Linked DNA regions of Homo sapiens: region 2 is linked to region 1. The links are chromatin loops, found by intact Hi-C in ENCODE. Cell type or tissue: ascending aorta. All regions are shown on one strand. Links, peaks and the distances in the headings refer to the core of each region. The heading gives the core; the rest is flanking DNA. Region 1 holds the start of LOC105376000 (a long non-coding RNA gene). Region 2 has its middle 230 kb from the start of CAAP1.

Region 1 (10,400 bases), core at 980-8,979:
CTCATTGTTGAAGCTTACCAACCTTCATGACCCTACTAACTGTGTGAACTTGAGCAAGTTTCTCAACCTCACACATTTTCAGTTTCACCACCTGTCAAAATGAGGTACTCTGCCTTAGCTCATCAAACTTTTGTGCAGATTAAATGAGATAACGTAGTTAGAACACTGAACACTGAGTCGAGCACATTGTAGACACGTCATAAATGTTAGTTCCTTTCTTCCTTCTTTTTTCCATGTTGTTGAGCTCTCTTCCTGAGGAGAGTACCTAAAATGAGATTCTGATACTACTGCATAAAACCAAGCTCACAGGATGAGTCACAGTGGGAATCAAAAACTCCTGATTAAAATCTCCCAGGAGCTCTTGAAGACATATCTGTGAGATTTCTGAGCTCCAAGCCAGTTACTGATACCACATACCGCCAGACTTTGTGGAGGTTGCTAAGATTTCCAAGAGGATGGAAGACTCACTGGCATTTGTGTCTGTCTTCTTTTTTTTTCTGGGAGTTGTCATAATTCCCTCAGTGATGATTTTATATGTTCAAGAAAATGAAATGGGGCTTATGTATGAGACCACTCAAGAGTATTAGGGCATGCACTAATGAGAACAAGATCATGGATTTGATCTTGATCAATTCCAGACCCACAGCACTGCCATCCTAATCTCTGACTGGACATCACACAAAGGTTTACTCTAGCTCCAAGTTGGGACTAGGAGTGAGACTGTGGCTGGTGACCATTAACTGGTGATGAATGACTATCTCTTCTTGAATGGAGCTGGTGATTTCCGTTACTCTAATCAACTGATTTGTCCTCTGCATTCCTTGGGTTTCTTCCTGTAAATGGGATTAGCCATCTTTGCCTTACTAACATTCTTCCTTGAAAATCCTCAGGCAAACCAAACTACCTGTACCATTCACTGTCATTAATAATGTTGTATCTGGTCCCATGCCTGTCATATGGCAGTGTCCAATAAGTGTTTGCCCTTCCACTGTGTGAGGAGACATCTTGGTGTAGTGGAAATTGCCCAGGCTTTAAAGCCAGAAATACCCATGTTCCCATCCTCATTCTGTCACTTACTAGCAAGGAGGTCTTAGGTTACTTCCCTGGAACTCGACTTCTTCATCTGCAAGGTGGGGATAATAACACTAAATCTATAAGGTTACTTTTAGGACTAAATAAAATAATATATAAATATTACTCCTTTTCTCATTCTTCTTAGCTCCTAAACTATATCACATAATTATATATGATATTATCAAAATAATATAAAGGAATATGCTGTGGTTTAGTCATGGAGTAATTAATGAACTATTGTAAAGGGTATGCAGAATTTCTCTGTTGCTTCTCAGAAGCTTTATGTATTTCAGAAATTTCCTACATTTTTGTGGTTATTGGAAGTGACCTTTCTTGTTTCCAAGCATCGTATACATGCATATTATGTTTATTTAAAAAACATTTAATCTTTTGATTTGTAAAGGGAGAGGGAGTATGCTATATGTTCAGTCCATCATCTTGAAACTTGAAGTTCTATGCTTGCAAATGTTTTTAGCTTCTTAATTTTCTTATTTTACTTGAATTTCCTCTTAATTAAGAAGGTTGTGCATAGTAGCAGTGTTGGGGCAGTGTGGTGCTGAGAAAGAGTCATGGGTATATCAACATTTTTATTTATACAATGTGAGGTGGAAAGAAAAAGAGAAAAATTATGCATGAAAGCAGAATGAAAAGAGGTTAGAAATAATGAAATAGTTCCCTTCAGACATTCAATATTTGAAAGAAGGCTTAAGGCTTAGGGGTTTCCAAAGAGGTAACAAGATAAAAACAAAGAGAAAAAACATTGGCTTGAAATTCAGGGGATGGAAACATCTTCCCAGTTCTGCCGTTCCCACTTGGTCATTTGGCCAGCTGGCATCAGGTCTCTGGGCCTTGGTTTCCTTCTCTGTAAAATGGTTGTGAAGGAGGGCTATTACTCAGATGGTTTTAATTGTCTGGTTCATGTCTTGCAACAATTAAATCAACACCTGATTCATCAAAGCTCTGGGGAATTCCTTGCTGGCGGTTTAAAAATAGAGTTCTGTGGAAAAAAACAAATGACGAATCCAATATGTGAACATGCCATTTTGTTTGAAAAGAGGGAATGAGAGTGAAATGCTAGAAACCAGAGATGCTAGACTATTTTTAGCAGGAATATTAATATAGAAGTAGTAAACTGTGAAACTTTAAGTTTGGCATAACCTAGCCACAAAAAAGGAGATCAATCACACTGAGCAAAAAAAAAAAAATAATCATATGGAAACAGTGTCCATTTTTAACAGTGACTGTCTGCCTCACCACCTTTGTGGCAATAAGGTAGATATAAACAAATTGATTTTTGAGAAAATGAGACCAACTCACCAAATATTTAATTTATATATATACACACACATGCATACAGCTACAAAAACTATAACTGAATACCAATAACTAAATATGACTTGTCCATGTGGATACTGTGCCTAAGTGTCTTATCAAACAATGGAACATACAAGAAAAATTGAAAGTAGAGTGCTTTTTGAGTAAAAGAGGGTTAGACATGAGGACACTGCCTTATATCTTTGAATATCTTATATCTCTTTGTGTCTTTGAAGATTTGTTTTTGTATTATACTATTAATGGAAAGAGTAGAACAGAAAGGGGAATATGACCCAAGTTTATTCTTCCTTGCTCAGAGTGAGGAAATAGCAGCTTTCAAAAGGTAAAAGCCAAAGAATTTGAAATAGGTGGAACAAAAAAGATTGATGATTGGAATAAATGGAGATTTCCTTAATTTTTTATTCAGCAGATATTTGCCAATGGCCTATTATGAACCGTACCCTAAAAGCTTCACAAAGGAAAAGTGAATGGGCAGACGGGAATTTGATGTTTCTAAAAGACATGTGTGACCTGATGTGGAATTAATATACCAATATGTGAAATTTCCAGAAAGTAAGAGAATGTAAGTGGGGAGTGAGGAGTAAAGGTGAGTAAAGGTGTGTGGTAAATGAGATGGGGGTGGGGGGGAATGACAGTTCCAGAAACCATATGGGAAGAGAATATGAAATGCAGAAATGTTTTAGATAAAAATGTCATGAGCATTGGCAAAATAATTAGAAGCTGGGCTGCCAGAAAGCAATGGAAAAGAATATGATTAACATAAAAATGTATTGACAGGCTTGAAGGAGTTATTGTGATGATCACACCTGGAATTAAGGCACCATGGAGGAGCTAACTGGAATGAGACTGCAGAGATACAATGGGCACAATACAGTATGTATTGTAATGAAGGAGGAAGCACACGTTTATTTTTGGTAAGAAAAGAGCATGACTCTTACTTGCTGTAAACAGGAGAACTTGAACATACAGAAGGTGAAGAGGAAAGGAACCAACATTTTTTGGCCTTACTGTCTTTAAGCCACTTGACATAGGTCATCTCGTTAAGCATAACAGCTCTAGGATATTATACCCATTTTGCATAAGAAAAAAACCAAAGCTCAGAAATTGTAAGTAATTGGCCAAGATCACACAGCTAGTAAGTGGCAGTGCTGGAATTCCAACTCAGGTGCACCTGCTTTAAAAGTAAGCAAGGGTGTAGCAGTCAAGATCAGACCAGGAGACCAAAACCACACCGATTCATTTTACTAAATTGAATATTAAAAATTGCACTAAAGGTGTTAATGAACTGAAAATGCAAAAAGTGAACATTAAGATAATCACAGATGTGGCAGCTTCGGGAAGCAGTGACAAGGCATTGGGTTGGGGGAACAAATGTCTGCGAGGAGGTTGAAATCGTCAAACCTAGGAGCTTGGAGGAAAGGCCCCCTGGGGCTGGAACCCAGAACTCTGGGGAAGATGCACTCCTTGCTGGTGCTGGTGTCTACGAGAGCGTGAGTCGAGGCTGTTTTGTAATTGCAGGAAAAACTACAAACTGGAATCAAATCCTGCTACAGGAGCAAGTTGCTGCTGCCAGGGTGAAGAAACGCTGCTGGGGTGATGCCCATAGCAACATGACGCCGACAGGACAGGCAAGTCCCTTCCACCCTCCGGCTTCCCTTAGTGCCCCCTGTTGGCTGAGTCTAACAAAGCAGCTGGCAAGGTGGTTCTCAGAATTCCTGCCCCATCACAAAGCCCAGCACAGAAGGGTGGGTCTGAAGCGGGATATGTAGCTTGATGATTGGAACAAAGAACAGAGGCTAAGGAAAACAGTTTCGTTATCTCCCCCATAACAGTTCAGAAGAGTTTTATGCTTAACAGAAGGAAAGACAGATTTTAATATTGGCTTTGGAGGAAGGGACATAAACAAGTTACGTTTCACTGATTTCTGCAAATTCGTGCAAAATTAAAACTACAGAATACATTGGAAAGAAATATACCTTTAGAATCTCCAAGTACATAGAGAACTGCTTTACTTAGGCGTTACATAAATACAAACGCATATTAATTACCCTGTTCAGTGAGGTAGAAAAAAGACAATTAATTGTTTAGCTGCTGAAGATTCTTTATTATTAGGACAGAAGGACAATTAGCTTTAAAAGCATTGCTCAGAACATGTATTTTTTTTTCCCCAAATGTTGCTTTTTTTTTTTTTTTTTTCCGAAACAGAACAAACCAAGCCCTTTCCCGCAAGAACTACATTGTGAAGAAAGCAAATGCTAAGTAGGAATTAGAAAAAAGAAAACATGCCTAAAGCCCATGGGAATGACAATTCCTGGTTAACTGTAAAAAATGGGGAATGTAATTGAGACAGATGACCAGATTTAGGAAAAATAAACCTCACCATTAAAATCTAATTAAATATTTACATTTCAGCATTAAGTTTCTTCTCAAAAGTTTTGTGAGCAGCGGGGTGACAGTGAAGATTATTGACTATAATTTGCCGAAGTTTTTTAAACTAAATTAGTTTTGTGCAATGTATGGAAGGTTTACTCAGCCGCACTTATCCAGCGGCTGCTTTATTATTCTTTTAAAGTGAATCATTTATAACTGTTCTCAGAGATCTTTTATCAGCTACTTATCTCCTTCAACTGGACTTGTGATGCCAAGGGATAAAATGAATTGCTGGCTAATATTGTGAGAATTAATCAGACCACAACAGCAGGAGAGTAATGACTTACTTACAGTCAGATATTTGCATTTGGCAGTAAAATCACAACAAAAATATAAGGATGTTTAATCTTTTGCTTCGACTGGAGCACGGGAACATGTTGGCAATACAAAAGAAATACAATAATCGTGTGTTTTAATTTTGGGTGTTTACCTAATCTGAGGGATTTATTTATTCTAGGAAGAAAGCTCTTATTTGATGTGAAGATTTTTTTTTCATTTTGCAGCACCTTAGATTGGTCTTGTTTCCTGAAATTTTTTTTTTTTTTTCTGTTAGAGATCTTTGGACAGATGAACTGAGCCTTTTGCCCCTCATCTCACCTTTCTCCAAAATATGCTGGTTCTGTTATCTTTGTTTCCTTTCTGTCCCTTGGCCCCTTGGTAACTTAGAAGAAAGGAGTGGCACAACCAAGACCAAGGGTGGCAACGTTACTGCTGCTATTCTGTTGAAATGATTTCATGTGCTGCTTGTTCTCTTTTCTTAGAGTCTGGCAGTTTCAAAAAGTAGGATTAGGTTCTTAGTTGCTATGTAAACACTAAAGAAGGTATGCAGTGAGAAATTATTTCCTGATTTGAGTCTATAAATCAAATGCTTTGGAGAGCATTTCCTATAATCAGAAGCCACTTTCTTCAATTTATATGTCTGTATCAGTGTGTTAATGGCATCCATTACTGTTTGGTTCTGGTAAGTTGTAGAAAGTTGTCCTCCTCAGTAACTGTATGGTTTTTGGCCTTTTCTGGATACATGCCCATGTGTATGTCGTATACATATGTTAGTGTGCCTGTTCACACTAATACACATATTTTTTCCCTTTTCAGAAGTCGTGTAGTATCTAAGTGGGAAAGCTAAGTAGAAAAGCACATAAACTCAAAGAGACCTAAGTTTAAATCTCTTTTAAAGGCTATTTCCTGGTCATGTTATTCACCTCTTGGAACTTTATTTTCCTCATGAATAAAATGAGGATTACAAACCTACCTTGCAGAGTTGTTGTGAGGATTAGAGATTATAAATGAAACGTGCCTGACACTTGCTCAACAAATGACAGTAGCGATTGTTCCTATAATCCACGGATAATCAGCACCTTTGGATTTCTTGCACTTCTTGTGGGTTTCTGGTTAAAGCAAAGAATAAAGCCTGTACATTTGCCTGGAGCAGTCCATGGATCGTAGCTTTGGAAAAGTCTAAACTCCGAGTCTACCTTCAGACTGGTAGCTCTAGTCAAGGACAGGGAGCCCCCACACAAAGCAGAATCTTGTGCATCTTGTTTTATAGTCTTTCTGAAGTCTATCTTCCTAATTTCCAGAGCAATTTGCTTTTTCTTCTAAACTTCTCAGGGGCAGAGACTGTGTTTTAGTTTTCTTTACATCACTAGAGCTGATACACAGTAGGTTCTTTTTTTTTTTAATTTTTTTTTTTTTTAGATGGATTCTCACTCTGTCGCCAGGCTGGAGTGCCGTGGCATGATCTTGGCCCACTGCAACCTCCACCTCCCAGGTTCAAGTGATTCTCCTGCCTCAGCCTTCCAAGTAGCTGGGACTACAGGCGCGTGCCACCACACCCAGCTAATTTTTTGTATTTTCAGTAGAGATGGGGTTTCACTATGTTGGCCAGGGTGGTCTCGATCTCTTGACCTCGTGATCCACCTGCCTCAGCCTCCCAAAGTGCTGGGATTACAGATGTGAGCCAGCGGACACACAGTAGGTTCTTAGTAAATGCTCAGTGAAATGAATGACTATACTGAGTGTTTTTTTTTTTTTTAATCCCAAACTGGCAGTGACATCAGTACTCTTTTTCCAAGATGCCACTCACTTCTGCTTTGCTATTTTGCTAAGAAACTGGTTGTTTGACCTTTGATCAGAATTTGATTCGGAATAGGATCTAGGGATGGCAAATGGGTTGCACCTTGTGTACCAACACTATTGGGAGCAGATCTCTATTGGATTGTCATCCAACCTTTAGTTTGAAAGAATGGCAGTCAGTTAGTGGTGGCTGTCACAGACCTGGGAGTGGGGAGAAAATATGTCACGTATTTACTCTCCTTGATAGAGTTACTTCTTTTACCCATTAGAATTTTAACCCTCTTTGAATGTTTTCCTTGCATTTCATCAGCCTGGCTGGTTGGAGTGGAGGGAGATTGAAAGGATGAGAATCCCTGAATCTCATTCTTTCCTCTAGCACTACTTGAATGTCACTGTTGTAAAGGATGACCCTCTTTATTCACAAGGAGACAACACTGGCTTTAGGATATCTCTTACGGCCAGAGGCTGGGCAAATGTCCTACTATCAGGTCAGTATCTGGTGATGTCTGAGTGGGGATCAAACTTCTTAAAGTCTTCTGTTGAGAGTGAAAAGGAAATGTCCAATGTAACAACAGACAATGACATCACCTTCCATTTTGGCAAAACCTGGACTTAATTTGGAATCCTGATCCAAAATCCTTACTGATGTTAGGGAGGTTATTTCCTTGAGCTCCTATCTTCATTAAAATGGGAATAGAAATATCAGACTTATCATAGGCATAGGGAAGGTACAGAAGGAATTTCTTGTTATAGTGTAATTCGAACGGATATTATTATTATTATTTTGAGACGGAGTCTCACTCTGTTGCCCAGGCTGGAGTGCAGTGGCGTGATCTTGGCTTACTGCAAACTCCACCTCCTGGGTTCACGCCATTCTCCTGCCTCAGCCTCCGAAGTAGCTGGGACTACAGGTGCCCGCTACCATGCCCGGCTAATTTTTTGTATTTTTTAGTAGAGACGGGGTCTCACCATGTTAGCCAGGATGGTCTCGATCTCCTGACCTTGTGATCTGCCTGCCTCGGCCTCCCAAAGTGCTGGGATTACAGGCATTAGCCACTGAGCCCGGCCAGGATATTATTATTATTGAAACTAGGTTAATCTTTTAAAATACAAATGATTCATGTTGTAAACAATTCCAACAATACAAACAAATAATAGGAAGAAGAAATCAACTCAAATCACACCACTCAGAAATGAGGAGGCATAACATTGTGATACGCATCTTCCAGAAATCTCTCTTCAGGATAAATCATAAGATACCAACAAACTTAGTGACTTATTTTATTCAAGTGAACAATACATTCATAGATATCTTTCTATGCCAGTGAATTTTAATTTACATAGTATTTCTTTTTAACTTTTCATTATGGAAAATTTCAAACATACAAAAACATTCAAAATATTATATAATCCCCCCATGGATCTATTATCTAATTTTGTTTCATCTGTATCTCTCTTTCACTCCTCACCTCATCACTGGATCATTTTTAAACAAATCCCAGACATTGTGTCTGTATTAGTTTCCTAGGGCCGTCGTAACAAACTATCACAAACAGAGTGTCTTAGAACAACCAGAAGTTTATTCTCTCACAACCAGGAGGCCAAAAATCTGAAATCAAGGTTTTGATGGGTTGGTTCTTCTGGAGGCCTTGAAGGAAAACCTGTTCCATTCCACTCTCCTGGCTTCCTGTGATATTGACCATCCTCAGTGTTTCTTGGCTTGTGGCTGCATCTCTCCAATCTCTGCCTCCATCCACATGGGCTTCTTCCCTGTGTGTGTCTGTGTGTTTCTCTGTGTCCTCTCCTTTGTTTTTAATAAGGACACCAGTCGTTGGATTTACAGCCCACCCTAAACCCAGGATGATTTCATCTTGAGATCCTTAATTACATCAGAAAATATCCTATTTCCAAAGAGGATCACATTCTGAGGTTTCAGGTAAATATGAATGTTGGGGGGACACTATTCTACCCACCTATATCTGAAAACTAATGTTTTATTGTCTGAATATGCCACGGTTTTTAACCTATCCTGCTAATGACAGTACTGGTTGTTTCTGGTTTTTTAATGAAGCATACATCTTTTCACTCTTGGGTAAGATGGCTGAGTCAAAAGGATTTACATTTTCCATTCTGATACATGTTGACAAACTATTTCCTAGAAGAATCATACTAATCTGCACCCCCAAAAGTACACCAACACTGGATTTTGTCCATTTCATCCATTTAGTAAATGGGAAATATTTTTATTTTTATTTTTATTTTTTCAATTTTAAATGAGTGGGGGTGACTTTTTTTTTTTTTTATTTAAAGAAAGAATATGCAACAGTGGTGGAAATGAGAGAGAAGAACAGCTAGGAACGCTTGAATGCTGAGGCTCAAAAGTGATTCAGATCAAATCATTTCCACCACTTGTATCAAGAAGTTCAGGGGAAAAGCAATAGAGAAATGCTATTTATCTTCTATATGTAGGGTATATACATTACACTATGGGATGCTTATAGTAGAAAATGAATGCCCTGCAGATCAAGGAAATAACCTCTTTAAGTTTCTGTGGACAATTGTAACAAAATGTTCAATCTAGAGGAATTATTGCCCATTGGAGGTCACTTCTTTAACCAAGGGGCAATACATATTTCACAGCCAGGTTGTACATTAGGCTTTTGTTCATTTTGAAAAAAGAAAAAAAAAGTCATTCTAGGTATTCTCCTATCATCACTCAGACCTATCAAGTGAGCTAACAGAATTGTAGGGCGTGGCCAATTCTCTGGCTAAAAGTCAAAGGACCTTGGGGACTAGAATCATCAAAAAGGATAGTTTAAGACTTTAACAAAGTCACGCTTTATCCCATATTTTACTTTATTTCTGTTAATAATTTAGATTTAATTATATAATTTTTTTGTTTTTTAGTTACCAAAGGAATGCATGTTCATTTATAATATTTAAATGTTTAAGGTACTACATAGAGTAGAAAGTGAATGCCCCCTCATGTCACCCTGTGGTAGATAATTTGGAATAAATATACATTCCCAGGTTTTTTCTATACACAAACATAATAATTATTATTATTTTTTACAAAATTGAGCTCATGTTGCCCTGCAATTTTCTTTTTCCACTTATTCATACGCCTTGCACATTTTTATCATGGAAGTATATGTAGATCTATTTCATTTTAACAGCTGCAGTGTATACCACTAGAGGGATACATCATTTCCCTACAGATTTGGTTTGTTGCTGATTTTTCACTGCTGCAAACAGTGCTTCACACTATTTGTGTAGAATTGCACATTTTTTGCAGGTATTTCCATAGGATCCATTCTGAGATGAACAATTGCTGAATTCTTTTCACTTAACATGGGAGCTAAACATTGGGTACTCCTGGACATAAAAATGGCAACAATAGACACTGAGGACTGCTAGAGGGGGAAGGGAGAAAGGGGGGCAAGGGTTGAAAAACTGTTTGGCACTGTGGTCAGTACCTGGGTAAC
Region 2 (10,400 bases), core at 973-8,972, 58 kb after region 1:
TTGATTCTCATACATTCAGTTCACAGTTTGGCATTCTGCTGAGCTGACACAGAAGGGAGAAGTAAAATCAAGGGGGGAAGGGAAGGGAAATGGAAGGTTTCTGAGCTCAGTGTTTAAGAGTCTTTCTCACTCAAAACGCTGTTCAAGCCTGAGTGCACATGCACAGCCACACAAGGGAACTGGCTCCACTTTGCTAATGATGGCAGCGCGCATCATTTGCTATGCAGATCACAGAAGAAAGCCATTCTGCTTAGCTCTAATTCCATCAGGATCATTTACCTTTTGAAGGATAGAAAAGAATGAATTGAAGATCAAAATCATCAGCCTTATTGGCTTCATCCAAGATTTATGGCAGCTGCTTTCAAGGGCAACTGAAAAAACCAACTGCGGAATTCACATCTGTACCATTTCTTGTCTTTCAATATTTTATAAATGTTACGAGCAAAGTCAACCTCTGGGGATATTAAAATTAAACAACCTCTATCCCTCCCCTATATTGGAATGAGAGCATATATCAATAATTGCTATATTTAACTACTCTCATCTGTATCACACCTTTTAGGATTAGCTGTCTCAGAAGCCTGTATTTAGTTTACTATTCATTTGGCAAAGGTTATTATAATGTGGGATCTGTGTCTTTGTGATGTCAAAAGCATTAAACTTTGATTTAAATCGTTAATAATACAGTGTCCATTATTGCCAGTTTTAGACTTGAATTAAATTTTTTTAAAGAGCAAACATTTAAGGGATATCAACCAGCATTTGAAATGAAGATATATTGTCCTTAATTTAAGTGACCTGATGTGTGGACAAAAAAACCAAAAAAAACAACGTATATAAAAAAAATACCAGGAGGACATTTGCTGTGATCTCTGAGGAAGTAAATAAGGTTGCTTTGGTTTCTTTAGATGCTTTGATTAGTTTTGACAGCAAGAAATATATCTTGCTTTCATATGATAAAAGACTACAATGTAAGTGAGGCTGATACAGTGGCTCACAAATTATCCCAAGGATCAAGCACAGCAGACAAAAATTGATAAAGCAAATTAGCTTCCTATTTGCAAGATGCTCACAAGCTCTAAACTTCTCTTTTCTTAGTAAAACATTTACTCTTAAATCCCTAGTGAAGTAGCTCCTACAGATCTTCTTTGTGGTGTCTTCTGTTATTTCCAACAGATAAATGCCTTTCTCAGCTGGGTCTGCCAAGGTCTTGGCTCTTAGCCGTTATGCTCCGGGTCACAAAAAAGGTAAAATGCCAAATGTCAAAGAGAAATGGGCATGAGCTAACTAAATAAAGTCTAACTCATGAGAAGTGCTTAATATGGAATAAATTGCTCTTGCTGGAATGAATGGTGGAGCCAGAGAGTTCTATGTTCAAATCCAAGTTCTGCCTTATTAGCTGGGTCACCTTGGGCAAGTTACTTAACATCTCTGATGTTAAGCTTAATATCTTTTCTGTAAGATGAAGATACTGATAGGTCCCTCAGAAAGTTGCTGTGAGAATTAAGTGATTTAACATATCTGTTAAGTGTCTAGAGCAGTGCTTGGTGCATAGAAGGGGATGGATAAATGTTAGTTCTTTTTCCTAACCTCTTCTTATTAGGATTCAGTATGATATTCACAAAATGGTTACCAGTATCTATTTCATGTGTTTACCTTTGAGAGTATGTTTATTTAAGAAACTCAAGAGAGAAGGTTAATAGTATGAGAATTACTCCTGAGTATGATCCTGTATTATGGGCATTGCTGTCACAGTTCATAGAAATGGAAAGTGGAGTCAGAGAGTGAGAGACAGAAAGAGAAATTCTGTTATATTCCAAAGGGCATGTGACCTAACTGGAGTGCATTGACACTGGGATGAACTCTTTAGCCTCAGATTGTCCTTCCGTTCTCCTTGGCTCACTTTTCCATTCTCCTTGGACTCAAAACTCTCCCTTTGGCTTACTCAGCTCAGCCACATCAGGACTCCTAACAGTTTGTAGAACTTGCCATGCTTCTTTCTGCTCCAAGGTCTTTGCACTTACTCTTTCTTATGCCTGGAACAAATTTCCTTCTGGTATTAGCACAATTGACTTCCTCTCATCTTAAATACTAACTCCTCAGAGAGGCTTTCCTTGCTCATTCTAAGCAAGGTAGCTCCCTCACCACCATTTTTTGTGCCGTAGCAACCTTTTAATTTCCCCTTTCCCCTTACGTAAAACTAGTTACTGTTTTTGTTTGTTTAATCATCTGTCTTTGCATGTCTGTCTTCTTTCTTGCTCTGGCTAATAGCCTAGCTCAGTACACAACAACGGGTTAGTTGCTGAATAATAATAATTATATTAACAATAATAATAACTAACACTTGAAAAGTGCCTTCTATGTGCCAGCTGCTGTTCTTTACTTATATCAGCTGTTTAATTCTCCTCAAAACCCTATTCCCATATTACAAATATAGAAAATGAGATATGAGGCCGGGCCCAGCGACTCATGCTGTAATCCTAGTATTTTGGGAGGCTGAGGTAGGCCGATCGCTTGACCCCAGGAGTTGGAGACCAGCCTGGGCAACATGACGAAACCCTGTCTCTACAAAAATTACAAGTATTAGCCAGGCATGATGGTGCACAACTGTAGTCTCAGCTACTAGGGAGGCTGAAGTGGGAGGATCACGTGAGCCCAGGAGGGAGAGAGGTTGCAGTGAGCTGAGATTGCACCACTGTACTCCAGTCAAGGTAACAGACCCAGAGACCCCATCTAGAAAACAAACAAACAAACAAAAAAATGGAGACATAGCGTAGTCAAAGAGTTGTGTAATATTACACACTATTATATATTGCGTATTAGCTAATATATGTGTGAACTCTAACCATGAGAACAAACCTCTTTTCTAGCTTGGCTTTCACGGAGGCTTCCTCGTTCTTGTACCAATTAGTTGATGGAATTCAGGACATGGGATCCCAAAATATGGTACTTTAGTATTGGAGAAAACAGCAGTAGTAGGAAAGTCTCTCTGACCTTCCTCTTGCCTTTCTCTCCTAAAGCAGGCCGTAAATGAATTCTCTGACCTTCCTGTAAAGTAGTTCATAAGAGGTACCCTCCCTGTACCCTGAGGAAGGGAATATCTTTATCCTGGAAGACACAGACACACTAAGAAGGATTTGAACGAAACAGACCTTGCTAAAATTTTCCCAGTTTATTACCATTAGATCATGCCCTTTTGTCCTCCAGTTATAGTTCTCCACAACTATCTACTTCTTCATCAAACTTAGTATGAAAATACATAGATTTCTCTGTTTCTCTGGGTGTTCATGTCTGAAGGCTCTCTGTCATGTAAAACTTATAGTAAATAAATCTGTATGCTTATCTGTCATATGGAGGTCTTAGCTGTGAACCTAGCAATGGGTTAGAATTTTTTCTGCTCTTGGAAATTCCCTTTATTTGAATCTGCAAATGATCATAGTTTCGTCTTTATCACCTTGCTGTATCCTCTGTGTGCACCTGGCTGGCTGTGCCCCTGCCGTCCTGCATTGTAAATTGGCTTTAGGTTGCATGTTTCTCCAGCTTGGTAAGGAGAGATCGGGACTAAATAATTTCTTACTTAGGTCATTTGTATAAGAATTTATAGTGGTGCTCTGAAGTTTGTTTTGGGATTCACTTATAAGACCTTGGTAGGAGGTGTGAAGACTTCTTGAGAGGAGAAGTTTAAACACAAATAATTGGTTCTAACCTGTACCTGATGAAAGCATGTATCACTGACACCTTAGTTATGCAAAGCAGTCATGGGGTGACACATCTTTTCCGTTTTAGGGAAGTTTATGTACTGCTGAAACAGTTTTAATTTTTCACTCTGGCAGGCACACATTTCTGGGATCTTTGACTGTGTCTTTTTGCTTATACACCGAGTGTCTTAGACATTATATTTATTCTCCTGAAGACTCCCTGGAACATCAGCCATTGCACTAAGTGATGAGAGAGTGTCTCCTGGGGATGCTAGGTGCTTGGGACAGTGGCCCCCAAGTGAAATGCCTTTAGACTGCTGTACTGCAGAGCCAGGCTGCATTTCTACACTCTGGCTCCTTCTGCTGCTGTTGGCTGTCACTTGATAGCTGTCGGGTGTCCTAGCTGCTGTCATTCCCTGCATTATTTTATGCCCGATTGTCTGAATCATGGCTTGAGGGTGGATCCACGTCTCCTAAAGAGTCAAGTGTGTGGGCTTTATGACAGTCATTTTCCCCATAGATTTTTTTCTTTTTACTTTTAAGTTCCAGATGGTTAAGATGACTAGAAAGTGTGGCTCCTAGGTAATAAATTGGGTTTTAATTTTTCTTTTTATAATTACAAGTTTTATACATTGTAATTGTATATTTTATGATATAAAATGTATAATTTAACATTAACACAAACATATTGATGCATTTAACCCACAAAAATTTATTGTGTGCCTACTAAATGCCAGGCACTGTGCTAAGCACTGGAGTTATAATAATGCTGAGCCAAACCAGGTGGGTTTCTGCCTTCATGGAGCTGTAGACTGGAGAGGCAGACAATTCAGTAAGTGCATCAATGAAAACTGTGACTCTAATAAGGTGAACAAAGAAAAAGGTATACTATAGGGATTGAATCTTATCAAGAAGCTTGGGGAAGGCTTCTCTGAGAAAATAACTTTGAGCTAAGCTGTAAAAGATGAATAAGAAGTAAGGAGGCTACAATTTATGAAATACTCTATTCTTTTTCAGTTTTTTCTTGTGTGTGTATTTTTTCTTTTTTCTTTTTTTTTAAATTTTTTTAGTATTTATTGATCATTCTTGGGTGTTTCTCGGAGAGGGGTATTTGGCAGGGTCATAGGACAATAGTGGAGAGAAGGTCAGCAGATAACCATGTGGACAAAGGTCTCTGGTTTTCCTAGGCAGAGGACCCTGCGACCTTCCGCAGTGTTTGTGTTCCTGGGTACTTGAGATTAGCCAGTGGTGATGACTCTTAAGGAGCATGCTGCCTTCAAGCATCTGTTTAACAAAGCACATCTTGCACTGCCCTTAATCCATTTAACCCTGAGTTGACACAGCACATGTTTCAGAGAGCATGGGGTTGGGGGTAAAGTTGTAGATTAACAGCATCCCAAGGCAGAAGAATTTTTCTTAGTACAGAACAAAATAGAATCTCCTATGTCTACTTTCTACACAGACACAGTAACAATCTGATCTCTCTTTCTTTTCCCCACATTTCCCCCTTTTCTATTCGACAAAACCGCCATAGTCATCATGGCCCGTTCTCAATGAGCTGTTGGGTAGACCTCCCAGATGGGGTGGCTGCCGGGCAGAGGGGCTTCTCACTTCCCAGATGTGGCGGCCAAGCAGAGGGGCCTCCCACCCCCCAGACGGGGCGGCCGGGCAGAGGCGCCCCCCACCTCCCAGAGGGGGCGGCTGCCTGGCGGGGGCGCCCCCCCACCTCTCAGATGGGGCGGCTGCCGGGCGGGGGCGCTGCCCACCTCCCAGATGGGGCGGCTGGGTGGAGACGCTCCTCACTTCCCAGATGGGGCTGCTGCCGGGCGGAGGGGCTCCTCACTTCTCAGACGGGGCGGCCGGGCAGAGACGCTCCTCGGTTCCCAGACGGGGTCGCGGCCGGGCAGAGGCGCTCCTCACATCCCAGACGAGGCGGCGGGGCAGAGACGCTCCTCACCTCCCAGACGGGGTGGCGTCTGGGTAGAGACGCTCCTCAGTTCCCAGACGGGGTGGCGGCCGGGCAGAGGCGCTCCTCACCTCCCAGACGGGGTGGCCGGGCAGAGGCGCTCCCCACATCCCAGAGGATGGGTGGCCAGGCAGAGACGCTCCTCACTTCCCAGACTTGGCGGCCGGGCAGAGGGGCTCCTCACATCCCAGACGATGGGCAGCCAGGCAGAGACGCTCCTCACTTCCTAGATAGGGTGGCGGCCGGGCAGAGGCTGCAATCTCAGCACTTTGGGAGGCCAAGGCAGGCGGCTGGGAGGTGGAGGTTGTAGCGAGCCGAGATCACGCCACTGCATTCCAGCCTGGGCAACATTGAGCACTGAGTGAGCGAGACTCCATCTGCAATCCTGGCACCTAGGGAGGCCGAGGCGGGCAGATCACTCGAGGTCAGGAGCTGGAGACCAGCCCGGCCAACACGGCGAAACCCCGTCTCCACCAAAAAATACAAAAAGCAGTCAGGCGTTGCGGCGCGCCTGCAATCCCAGGCACTCGGCAGGCTGAGGCAGGAGAATCAGGCAGAGAGGTTGCAGTGAGCCGAGATCGCAGCAGTACAGTCCAGCCTCGGCAACAGAGGGAGACCGTGGAAAGCGGGAGACGGAGACGAGGGAGAGGGGGAGACCGTGGAAAGCGGGAGACGGGAGACGGGAGATGGGAGACGGGAGAGGGAGAGGGAGCTTTTTCTTTTTTTTTTGAGATGGAGTCTTGCTCTGTTGCCCAGGCTAGAGTACAGTGGTGCGATCTTGCCTCACTGCAACCTCTGCCTCCTGGGTTCAAGTGATTCTCCCACTTCAGCCTCCTGAGTAACTGGGATTACAGGCACGTGCCACCATGCCCAGCTAATTTTTGTATTTTTATTAGAGATGAGGTTTTAAGATGTGGGCCAGATTGGTCTCGAACTCCTGGGCTCAAGCCATCTGCCTGCCTTGGCCTCCCAAAGTGCTGGGATTACAGGCATGAGCCACTGTGCCCAGCCAGTTTTACCTATTATTTCATTTTTACTTTTCCACCAACCCAGTGATCCCTTTTATCAGCTGATGACTCAGGTATCAAGGGAGTTTTTTTGTGACTTGCCTCAGGTCAGTCACACAACTAGCAAGAGACGGAATGGGGACCAGATGCCCATCTTCCATTTATAAGAAATGGAGGTGATAGATCTAGGCTCAAATTATATTCCTCTAGTTATTTTTTAGGTAAATAATATTCTAGTTATTACTTAGCCTTTGCCATTATCAAGTATAAAATCGTGACTATTAATGCTTATTTTACTTAGCTGTTGAGAAGATAGGATGAGATGGCATAATACTTTAACAAATGATCATTCTTTTCCTTTAGTGCCTTCCTTGGTGAACCCCTTCTCTCTCCACTGCTCTACACTTTGCATGCTCTGCAGGAGGAATGCATCCTGTGATAAGGGGGAGTTCTTGCAAATCATCCCTATATTCTATGTGTGTATTAGTTCTATGAACTCTATGTGGATACATGTGCTTAAAGTAAATACATCCTTTCTAATATATCAGGACAGGACATTGCACATTTATTATTACATACCTAAAAATGGAATCTGGAGAAAGTTAACCCTCCAACGTAGCTGTTGTATGCTGACTCACTCATAGGACCAGTCCAGTACCTAGAATTTTTGCCCTAGCTGGCAGGCAGAAGCTTACAGTTAAGTTAATATTCAACTGTAGCAACCAAGACATCCCAGCTATCTAGTACATCTACTTCTCTTTTCTTTAAAATGTATTTTTGATTATTAAATTGCATGGTTTTGTATTTCTCATGGCAGACTACTCTTGAGAGGCAGGATGAAAAAGACACCCTGCTTTGATGTCCTTCCTCCTGCAGGATGAAAAAGACATAGATTGTAGAGTTAGAGTCCTGGTTTTGAATCTGTCCTGCCACGTGGAACAGATGGCTGGCTTTGATTATTCAAGTTATTTAATTTCTTTAGTATTCAATTTCCTTGTCTAAAAAATGTGGACAGGAACAGCTTCTTTATAGATTCTGGTTAAATAAAAGAGATAAATAAGAGAGATAAACATGTGAAAGTTTCCTTATCTATAAAATGAGGATAATAATAGTTCTAATTCTAGTGTGGTTGGAAGGCTTTTGTAAAATGCTGAGCAGAGGGTATGGTGGATGATAAGTGTTGGCTATTATTATGATGGGTCAGATATTATGCTAAGTGCTAGAGGTGCTTGAAACTCAGCAAGATGTGTATGTGGGTGTGTGTATAACAGGGGGAGATTGAGATGCACTGGGAGAATAGTGCAGGAGCCTTGGTGCAAGTACAGCTCTGGGTTCTGAGCCACTGTTGACTATCTCTAGGGTAATAAGTGTTAACCTTGAGTGGTTTACTCCATCTAGAAAGTCACTGGATAATGTGAAATCCTTTCTGGGAGGAGATTTTTTACCATTCTTGATTAGACTTCAGGACCAGGTCTGTAACCATTTTTTCTTTCTTCTTCCACCTCACCTTCAAATATCCTAAAGGGTTAGTTTTTCTGTAAAACCGAAATGACTGCAAGTCATTGTGCAGAGCTGGGGTGTGTGGATAGGCTTTTGATGGATGGAGTTGAGCTGTGGAGCTTGGATCACTTGCGACGTTGCTGATGCAACCTCTGAATGGGATGGAACTTTTGAGAGGAGATGGGGACTTGGCACTTATGATGTTACCTGGAAGAAAAATGACAGTTGGGTGGACCAGAGCACGGGGGCTATGCATAAGGAGTGGGACGCTGGCAATTAGGGGGCGTGTCAAGCATCATATCTGACAAGAAAAAGGGGTTGGTGTAAGGACTTTCCTGGAGCTGCCAGGGACAGTGACTAGATTGTTGGAAATTTTACTGCTTGGGAGATGAAATTAGAAAGCTAGCTTGATATAAGTAAAATATATTATAGACTTGAAGGGGAGGGCATCATGGTAACAGTTTTGTATAATAAAAGGTATTTAGGGGTTTTCACAAGGTCTAACATTCACGGGAGCTCTCTAGCCAAAAGAAATTTAATGACCACCTGAAATCTAGGTCTTTTAATGAATAAATGACATAAAGAGATGAAAGATGAGGAGCAAAATAATGAAAAGAATTATAGTGTTTGAGTACTTATTTACTTAAAAATAACTGAACAATTTATAGGGATTCTGATCTATCACAGGTTGAGACCAAAGTTTATCCCTCCCTCCCTCCTTTCCTCCATCCCTTCATCCCTCCCTCTCTCCCTCCCACTCTCTCTCCCTCTCACCACCCATCCATCCATCACCCACCCACCCACCCATCTGTCCATTTATTCAATAAATATTTATCATGTCAAATGAAGATAGATATCTTGTATTTTGTTCCAGAAGATAGCAATAGGAACAATGCATGATAAATTAGGTAGGCTGTTTTCAGTTAAGAGATGGAATGAATAAATTGTCTTGGGAGAAGGTGAATTCATCATCATTCCTCCCTTTTTCCCTTCATTCAATAAAGATTTCTTTATTTTCTTCTGTGTGCCAGATATTTTTCTGAGTCCTGGCGATTTACAGTGTTGTGGGGGCAATATTAAAGAAGACAAACAAATTAATTGAGTTGTTGATTGGTGCTATAAAAGTAAAGTCAGATAAGGGGGTGCAGTGATGTTGAGGTGGGGAGAAAGAACCATTTTAAAAACAATGATTCTAGAGGCCTTTCTAAGGAGGTGGCATTTAAGTAGTGTTCTTGATGAGGTGTAGGAATTGTATGTGGAGAAAAGTGTACAGATAAAGAGAACAACAGGTATAAAACCCCGGGGAGAGAAACAGCTTGACCTGCTTGAGGAATAAGGCTCACGTGGTTGGAAGTCAAGTGAGAGGGGAAGGTGAGAAGGAAGTCTAGAGAGGAGTCCAAGGTAACATGTGGTAAGACCTTGTAGGTCGTAGGAAGGAGTTTGGATTTCACTCCATGTGTGATGAGAAGCAGCCTGTAGGGAGCTTTAAGCAGGGGGATGGTTGGATCTAATTTCCTGTTTTAAGAGATTATTCTGGTTGCTGTGTGGAGAGTGGTGTGTATGGGAGAAGACTGGGTCCTTTTGATTCAGTGTTCATTTTATATGTTAAAGGAACAAACATTCATATTTTATAAAATTAGATAAGTTACCAGATCATATGGATACTGAATTATTTTCTGTCCTGTAGAATCGTGAAATACTTCAAAAAATTTTCTCATCTGAATTTAACTTTTGCAAATTTAGCTATGAATAGATCAGACCAAACCATGCATTTGATATAGTCAGAATGTAGCAAACTGATCATTTATTGCTTTAGTGATTTGAGTGTTTTTTTTTTTCTCCTGCAGAGACCTATTTGTATTCTGTTGATTTGAGAAGTTTGTCATCTTTGTCTAGGTCCACTCTAGAAACCATCATATGTTTTTAGTTATGAAAGCCACCACTCTAGGTAACAATGATAATAGTCATTCGTAACACAGTGTTGCTGCGTGCCAGGCACAATTCTAAGCATTTTGACTAAATTAATTTTTGCAACAGTCCTCTGAGTTTGATATTATTATAGTCTCCATCTCCTCATGAGGAACCTGAGGCTCAGAGAGGTTGAGAAACCTGTCCAAGAATGTGTAACTAGCCAGGATTGAACCCTGGCGGGCTAGGTCAGTTTTCTATACTGCCCTTCCATATGAAGAGGAACACCACTGGCCAAACCACAGATGCCAAACTGCAGGT

What was found. Hi-C counts contacts between places; a loop is a spot of excess contacts. Peaks named below come from ENCODE experiments on the same cell type or tissue, not always from the same donor. Only the 100,000 strongest peaks of a DNase experiment are listed, where the experiment ranks them.
Region 2: it touches region 1 in a loop (5-fold over the local background); 4 of 110 quality-filtered maps call a loop at or near these places.

Annotation. Positions count from the first base shown.
Region 1 is chr9:26,717,359-26,727,758 of GRCh38, reverse strand. LOC105376000 (a long non-coding RNA gene) reads left to right here and starts at 2,816. Exons shown (of 4, transcript XR_001746638.2): 1 at 2,816-2,995; 2 at 3,187-3,323; 3 at 3,928-8,851. In ascending aorta, for the core only: no CTCF peak of the experiment used is centred there; a DNase peak (open chromatin) is centred at 4,018.
Region 2 is chr9:26,659,576-26,669,975 of GRCh38, reverse strand. No RefSeq gene overlaps it. Among named protein-coding and RNA genes, the nearest start is that of CAAP1, 230 kb to the left of the region's middle. RefSeq lists a silencer at 130-209. In ascending aorta, for the core only: no CTCF peak of the experiment used is centred there; no DNase peak of the experiment used is centred there.